Regions from separate parts of the Homo sapiens genome. Here region 2 is linked to region 1. Evidence: chromatin loops called from intact Hi-C (ENCODE). Cell type or tissue: PC-9. All regions are shown on one strand.

Evidence for each region. A loop is a pair of places that touch in the nucleus more often than their neighbours do. Peaks named below come from ENCODE experiments on the same cell type or tissue, not always from the same donor. Only the 100,000 strongest peaks of a DNase experiment are listed, where the experiment ranks them.
Region 2: a loop joins it to region 1, with 5 times the contacts of the local background. A loop is called at or near these places in 4 of 110 quality-filtered maps.

Annotation. Positions count from the first base shown.
Region 1 is chr14:74,360,365-74,364,364 of GRCh38, forward strand. No RefSeq gene overlaps it. Among named protein-coding and RNA genes, the nearest start is that of VRTN, 14 kb to the left of the region's middle. In PC-9, CTCF peaks have their summits at 2,133 (motif pointing right) and 2,347; a DNase peak (open chromatin) is centred at 2,197.
Region 2 is chr14:74,903,867-74,907,866 of GRCh38, forward strand. It overlaps RPS6KL1 (ribosomal protein S6 kinase like 1), which reads right to left. Exons shown (of 12, transcript NM_031464.5): 11 at 3,569-3,664; 12 at 85-3,258. The coding sequence ends at 3,148. Among named protein-coding and RNA genes, the nearest start is that of RPS6KL1, 17 kb to the right of the region's middle. In PC-9, CTCF peaks have their summits at 1,982 (motif pointing left), 2,188 and 3,366; a DNase peak (open chromatin) is centred at 1,970.

The sequences.
Region 1 (4,000 bases):
CTGTGCCAGACATTCTATTTAGTCCTTGCAATGTGCTCGGGCAGGTAGGCCCAGTCCTGTGACTGGGACACTCTAAGGACACAGCCTTAGAGTGGCTAATTTGCATGCTCCCTCTGTCTGGTGGGACAAGGGTGAGGGCAGCCTGCTGTAATGAGCAGCAGCAGGGATGTAATGGGAGCTTTAAGCCCAGGCCTTTGCCTGTTTGGTGAGGGAGGAATCATTAGGGAAGAAGTTCCCGTAGGCCCTTCTTCTGTCTGGGTTTCCTGCAGTGGCTGGCATCCTTGTGCTCCTGGGGAGTCATTCTTGCCTCTGCTTTTTATTCACCCCACATCCAATCCATCAGCAAGTCCTATTGACGCTGACTCCAAATGATACCCAGAACCCTCTCTCCACTCTACTGCCATTGTCTCTCCTGGCCCACATCACAGCTTCCTACCCCATCTCCCTGCTTCCCTGCTTCCACTCTTGCCCCTATACCCCTATACAACCCATTATTTTTATGATTTTTTGAGACAGAGTCTCGCTCTGTTGCCCAGGCTGGGGTGCAGTGATGTGATCTTGGCTCACTGCAACCTCCACCTCCCAGGTTCAAGCAATTCTTTGCCTCAGCCTCCCAAGTAGCTGGGATTACAGGCACCTGCCATGATGCCTGGCTAATTTTTGTATTTTTGGTAGAGATGGGGTTTCACCACCTTGGCCAGGCTGGTCTTGAACTCCTGATCTCGTGATTCACCCACCTCGGCGTCCCAAAGTGCTGCAACCCATTATTTTTATTTATTTATTTTTTGAGTCAGAGTCTCTCTCTCTCACCTAGGGTGGAATGCAGTGGCACAATCTCAGCTCACTGCATCCTCCACCTCCTGAGTTCAAGCAATTCTCATGCCTCAGCCACCCATGTAGGTGGTATTATAGGCACGTGCCACCATGCCTGGCTAACTTTAGCCTTTTTAGTAGAGACGGGGTTTCACTATGTTGGCCAGACTGGTCTCGAACTCCTGACTTCAAGAGATCTGCCTGCCTCGGCCTCTCAAAGTGCTGGGATTATAGACGTGAGCCACCATGCCTGGCCCCTATACAACCCATTCTCCATAGAGCAGTGAGAGAGTTTATGAAATCGGATTTTCACTTTCCTGCCTAAAATGTGTCCGTGGCTTCCCTTTACTCCTAGAATTCCTTGTGCTGCTTTACAAAGCCCAGACAATCTGTCCCTGACTCTGCCTCTTGCTCCATGCTGGCCCTAACCCACCACGCTACAACCATACCAGCTGCCTCTGGTCTTGAACACTTGTTTCTGCTCTAAAGGCCCTTGCATTTGCTGCTATGGTCTAGAATGCTTTTCCCTGTCATATTTACATGGCAGACTTCTTACCATTCAGATCTCTGAGGGTCACCATCACACCACAGTTTTCATTCTCATGGTGTTTACTCCCATCTGATGTTTCTCTTGTTTATTTGTTTATTTGATTATTGCCTACCTCCCCAGCAGAATGTAAGCTCCATGAAAATCTGGGCTTTTCCCTGACTTGCTCACACCACTGTGTTCCCAGCAGGTAGATTCGTTCCTGGCATCATAGGTGCTAAAATGTGTTGAAAGAAGGAATGAGTGAAATGGGGTCTCTATCCCTTTCCTGCTGTTTTCCTTTGGGATTTGGTTTTATCAGACATAATCCCCCTTCCTCCATATTTCTTGTGGACCATTTTTCTGCATCCCCACAGCTACCCCCTAATCTATACCAGCATCTGTTCCTCATCTTTGATACTGGAACAGTTTTCAAACTGACTCTGCCTCCACTCAAACTATCCTAGTTCTTCCTGACAGGCCAGAATGATCCTACTGAAAGTCTGACTCACTGCTGGATTTCCCGTTGGCCCTCAGTACAAAATCCTAACTGTTTTGAGGCCCACCTGATTCTGGCCCCTACTTTCCTCTCCGGCTTATTTCTCCCCACCAACCCTCATTCAGACTGACCTTTCCCCCTGCATTCTTTTCTCCCTCCCACAAGTGGCATTGTTGAGGCTCTGTACTGAGCCCTGGAGTCTTCACTGAAGCCCCACCACCAATGTAACCATTTGACATTTGATGGAGGGGTTGGACTGGGAATGTTACCATCTGGCCTGCAATAGCCACATATAGCCAGCAGATGGCAATCGGGTGCAGCAACAGACAAAGTCTCTCTCTGGGTTCCCAATCCGCACGCGGCTCTGATTTCCCAACCCCCGGTGTATCCGCCTTACTGCTTTGGCCATCCAGGGTGGTAGCAACTTCCTGAGAACTACCCTTATCGGGGTTCTGGATTCTCCTATTTGCTCTTTTGCCTGAACTCTCAAACCAGAGCAAATCCTCTGATGCCTGGAGGAGTATCTCACAGCGGGGTCTAAAAACCACCTGGATCGCAGTCTCCGTGGGAACTTATTAGGAGCGTGAATTCCAGTGCCCCATTCACACCTGCTGACTCCAACCTGAGACATTGGAGAGGTAGTATATGCACACGGATGAGTTACATAACCTTGCTGTGCCTCACTTTTTCCATCTGTAAGATGGGATTACAGTAATGCCTATAGGATAGTATCCTGCACATAGTGTTAGATAAGCCCAGTTTCAGAACCTCTGGGAGTCTGATTCCTGTTTTCTAGGAGGAAGTCAATACCCATGGATACTGTCGTTCAAGGTTACCCTCTAGGTTAAAGACACTCCTGTCCCAGGACTGAAAGGTGTTTTTGCCAGAGGCTAGCCCTGAGCCCTGAACTCACAGGCAGAAATTTTAGCTTCTGTTGGAAGAAATTAAGATAAAAAATGGTATATCAATATTTATAGATTTGGAAAAGGTTTCATAAGTATGGATAAGTTATTCTTGTGTAGAAAAGCTGTTTCCTTTCTAATCTGCTTAGAAAGGCAGGGATACCAAGTGGTGACCGTATTTGCTAAGAATACTTCATGCTGATTTTTGAAATCAACATCTGTTGAACTTATTTGTATTTTTCTTCACCATTTTCTATCTCTGATGCAGTGTAGAAAGTCCAGTGAAATGAACAATGTGTGAATAAAGGAAGAAAAAAATGTGAGGTTAACTTTGCATCTTCTTCCAACATTCTGTGTATTTGTAATGTAACAAGTTCTTCTAACAATTTTTTTTTTTTTTTTTTTTTTGAGACGGAGTTTTGCTCTTGTTGCCCAGGCTGGAGTGCAGTGGCACAGTCTTGGCTCACTGCAACCTCCGCCTCCTGGGTTCAAGCAATTCTCCTGCCTCAGCCTCCTGAGTAGCTGGGATTACAGGTGTGCACCACCATGGCTGGCTAATTTTGTGTTTTTAGTAGAGACAGGTTTTCACCATGTTGGTCAGGCTGGTCTTGAACTCCTGACCTCAGATGATGTTAAGATTTAACAATCTTAAATATAAAAGCTTCACCTCCCCCCACAAAAAAATCCAGTGAAACATTGAATAATTTAAAAAAATTATCTCCACATTTATCCCCTGGAGGAAGAGGATTTTGGTGGAGATCAACATAAGCTGCTCCCCAAATGTTTCTCTGGAGTCCAGCACTCAGGCCCCAGGGCATTGCTGGTGGCTTCTGGGTCCTGAGCAGCCACCTCATATCCCAACTGCCACTCCTGGATGTCCCACCATTGCCTCATTCTCACTGCCTGCCAATCTGGGCTCATCCCCCCCATTACCCTGGGACACACTTCTCTGAGTATCTTTCACCCCAGTTTCTGCAGCATCAGGTTCTTAGTTAAACTGTCCAGAAAGCTAAGAGTTGTCCTAGAACGTTCTCTCTCCCATACCTCTATCCCAGCAGGACCCTAGAAAAATGGCGGGTTTCACAAGGTTGCACACTGCTGGGTAATCACAGGGAAGAGAATTCCATTGGTCCAGCCCATCCCTGTCCCATCCTTTCCCCTGAGCACAGCTTTCATGCCAGGTCACACCTGAGGCTACTGGACAAGTTTTGGCCAAGGGCTGTGTCGGCCCTGCTCACAAGGGATCTGGCAGATATAATA
Region 2 (4,000 bases), 540 kb after region 1:
ATGTGGAACTTAACACTCATAATTTGACAGAAGGTAGAACCCTGACTGCCAGCCGGGAAAGTGTTGCCAAAAAGAGTCAACCTCTGTAAAAATATTTGAAGAGATTTATTCTGAGCCAAGTGTGAGTGACTGATGGCCTGTGATACAACTCTTAGGAGATCCTGAGAACATGTGTCCAGGGTCGTCTGGCTACAACTTAGTTTTATACATTTAATACATTTTAGGGAGACATAAGATACCAGTCAGTACATGTAAGATGTACAGTGGTTTGGTCTGGAGAGGCAGGACAGCTCAAGACCTGGGGATGTTGTCATAGGCAGAATCAAAGATTTTCTGATTGGCAATTGGTTGAAAGAGTTATTATCTAAAGACCTGGAATCAATAGAAAGGAATGTCTGGGTTACAGTAAGGGGTTGTGGAGACCAAGGTTTTATGCAGATGAAGCCTCCAGCCAGCAGGCTTCAGAGAAAATAGATTGTAAATGCTTCTCATCAGACTTAAGGAGCCTGTTTTAACAGTAATTCCAAAAGGGAGGGGAGTATAATGAGGAATGGCTGGCTCCCTCTTCCCACCATGGCCCGAACTAGCGTTTCAGGTTAACTTTGGAATACCCTTGACTGAGACGAGGGGTCCATACAGATGGTTGGGGGGCTTAGGATGTTTTTTGTTTTGTTTCCATAAAGCATCATAGTCTCTTAGTGCCCCACCTTCCTTGAGCCTGTCAAGCCATACTCTAGAATAGAGAATTTGGGGTCACCATCTTTGTGAAGCCCTTTCAAAACACCAGTAGACTTGCATTTTTTGTGTGGGCTTACATTATTTCAGTGATGGATTTGGGAGGAGTGGGGGCATCTCATTTCATTTGGATTTGATAGCCTTGTGGACCAAGATGCTCAAGGTCAATACACATGAACAGGTGAGGGTTGATGACCTAGGAGCAGTGGTCAGTGAGCGTGAGTGTACAGGGTGGGTAGCTAACCTAGACTGCAGGTGGCAGGTGTGATGGAGTCCAGGCTTAAACACAGCCTTGTCTTTTCCAGAGTCCCTGTCTGCTGAGCTCTTGCAGTGAGGCCATCCCTCTGTGAAGGTCTGTCACAGGAGGGAAGTGGGTCCCAGAGAGTAGAACTAGAGCTCTAGTAGATAGAAAAACAAATTAGGTTGAATGAAAGGAAGAACAGGATTTGGTGTTAGAAGCTTTAATTTATCTATCTGGTAAACCTGCAAAATAGGCATTATTTACCCCATTTTATCGAAAGGAGGTCGACTGTAAGAGCTGGGACCCACAGTATTCTAAACTCAGGGCCCAACAAAGTGTCAGATGTGTAGCTTTGGGTGGATGAAGCACAGAAGTTCCAGAAGGGACTTGTGCTTCATGAAGCGGTGGTTGGAAGTGGTCCAGCCTGACTTAGGGAGAGTAGCAGAAGGAACACTAACTTGCAACTCTGGCTAGGTTGTGTCCTTAACCTTTTTGAGCTTCAGTTTTCTCAGGAGCTACCGTCTGTTGCAAGGGGTCACTGTGAGGATGAAACTGGTATTCCCCCAGGCACCATGAGCCTCTTCCAAGGCTTCTTCATCCTCTTCCCCACAGAACCTGGTCCTCCCCGACCCCACCCCTTCCCCTGAGGCCCACATGGCATGCTGCTCACCACCAGCCCTGCGTCCTACTTCCTGGCAGCCCCAAGCTCGCTCTTGACTTCACTCTGGAGCTTCTACAGGGGAGCCTTCCAACCTGCCCCAATGAGCCGTGGTCATTGCATGGAAGAAGCGAGAACACCGTAGGCCAGAGCAGGCTTTATTGGGGCCGTGTAAACCCCAGGGAGAGGCAGGACGTGGACCACAGAGAGTCATGTACAGGCTGCGCTTTCACTTGTCTTCTCTGTCTCAGTCTCCTGAAGAGCCCGAGGAAGTCAAGTCTCCCCACCATGAGTGAGGGGTCTGGTCTGACAGTTGGGCCTTCAGAGCCAGGCACGTGGACCGTGTCAGAAGCGCCACCTGGTGGTGACTGGGATGCTGGCAGGGAGGAGCTGAGGGCAAAACTCTAGTGGAAATTTCCCAGGTCGGTCCCACGCCCCGGTGACAGGGTGAACCCTGAGAGGAGCCCCCAAACTGGAGGCAATTGTCTTTGAGGTAACCACTCACCCCAGCTTTTCAGAGACCAGAGGCAAGACATTTCTGGCTAAGAGCCATGGATAGTTGTTCCATGCGTTTTGTGGTTTCTTATCCCAAAAGGGCATGAAGTCACAGTAGGCAGTGACATGGTAAACAGCCAGGGCCTGAGAGGGAGTCCTGATGGGCACACCTTGTCTAAACTGCTTTGGCCTGGAAGCTGAATTGCTGTCCTCTTGCACCCCTGGGGCAGGCTGCCCCTCTTCCCCCACACAGGCCCACTGGGGAGGAGGACTCTTGATTCTGGTTTCAGACTTGCTCTAAGGGGCAGACCCATGCATTCCTTCCTCCCCCCATTACTCTTATTTTCTTCCCCTCCCTTTTGCTCTCCCAAGTCTGAAATCACAAGATAGGGGGCATGGTCAGGAATCGGGGGTGGGGGGGTGGGGGTGGGGGTCATCCTGTCCCCTACCTCATCCCTCCCTGCACAACAGATGGCATCCCTGCTTCTGGGCCTCCCCAGCTGCACGAACAGCTTCTGGTGGAAGAGGCCTACTCGCTGTGTGACTAAGAGGACTAGCCAGGACAGTCTGGTTTGGGTCCACTGAGCCAGTGGATCAGTGTCCTGAGATGAGTCTCCAGAGATGTCCTGAGTGGGGCACAACATGGCAGTGAGTGAGTCACAGAACCTCACAGTAGGGTGCAGCAGGTGGTCAACAGCTCAGCGCCAGTGCCACAGAAGGCAACCTTTAACATGGTGAGTCCACATGCTCAACGGGTCTGTTGACTGATGGGTAGATGGTTCAAGCTGCTTAGCAGGGCAAGCCTTGACTGCCCCCACCTCCAGCTTTTCCAGGAGCTGGCCCTTCCTGGGTGGTGGCCATAATTCTGAGGCCCCAGTGGGAGCCCAGCAGGACAGACAGTGCCCTCCATTCCTCGCCCAAAGCCCGCTGATAGAGGGCCAGCCCTGGGTTGGGTGTCAGGCAAGGAGGAGAGGCGATCCAGACCAGGCCAGCTGCTTCCGTCACCCGCTCTGCCCTCTTACCCCACCAGCTTGCTCCATTGGATGGTACTGAAAAAGGGATGGGACTTGAGTTTGCTGACACCACCTTCTCCCATGCCCAGGCGCCGGGTAGGCTCGAACTGCAGCAGCTGCAGAGAGAGGCCCAGTCAGCTGGGCCACTCCAGCTGTGGAGGCATGGGGTGACCTCCAGGGACTCCAACCACTATGGCCTCTAGGGGGCCTGCTCCCTGGCAGCCTGGCCCACAGAACCCCCATTTTACCCTGGGAACATTGGTGGTGGTTGGCCACCAACATATAGAAATGTGTTGCCCCTACTGCCCTCTGCACCCACATCAGACACTGAGCACGAAGCACACGTGGTTCAGACACAGTTCTGTGCCCCTCCCAGCACCTTCCTCAGGCTAGGCAGCTGCTTCCTCTGGCCGGGCTACACCTCACCTCAGTCAGCAGAGAGGCCGCTGGGCGACTGAGCCACTCGGGCAGCTGGAGCTGGGTGTGGGCCTGGATTCCTGAAGGGTGGCTCTGGGACAGTGCCTGGGAGGACACAGGGAAGGGCCTCTGAGGAGGCAACCCCAGGACCGTCTACACTCCAGTGGCAGCCAGGATTTTTTTTCCCCATGTCACAGCCCATGAGGAGGATGACAATAATGATAGTTGCTACAGCCAGACACAGTGCCTGATGGCTAAGCAGTGCCTTTATGTTATCCACGAAAGGCAAGAAACAGGCCCAGAGAGGTAAAGGGACTTGTGCTGAGTTCAGGGTTTGAACCTAGGTCTCTTGGCTCCAAGCTTGCTAGAAGCAACTATCTTGGGTTGCAATCAGGGCAGGCACTCTTGGGAATAGTGATGGAACTTGTCTCCTTATTTTAA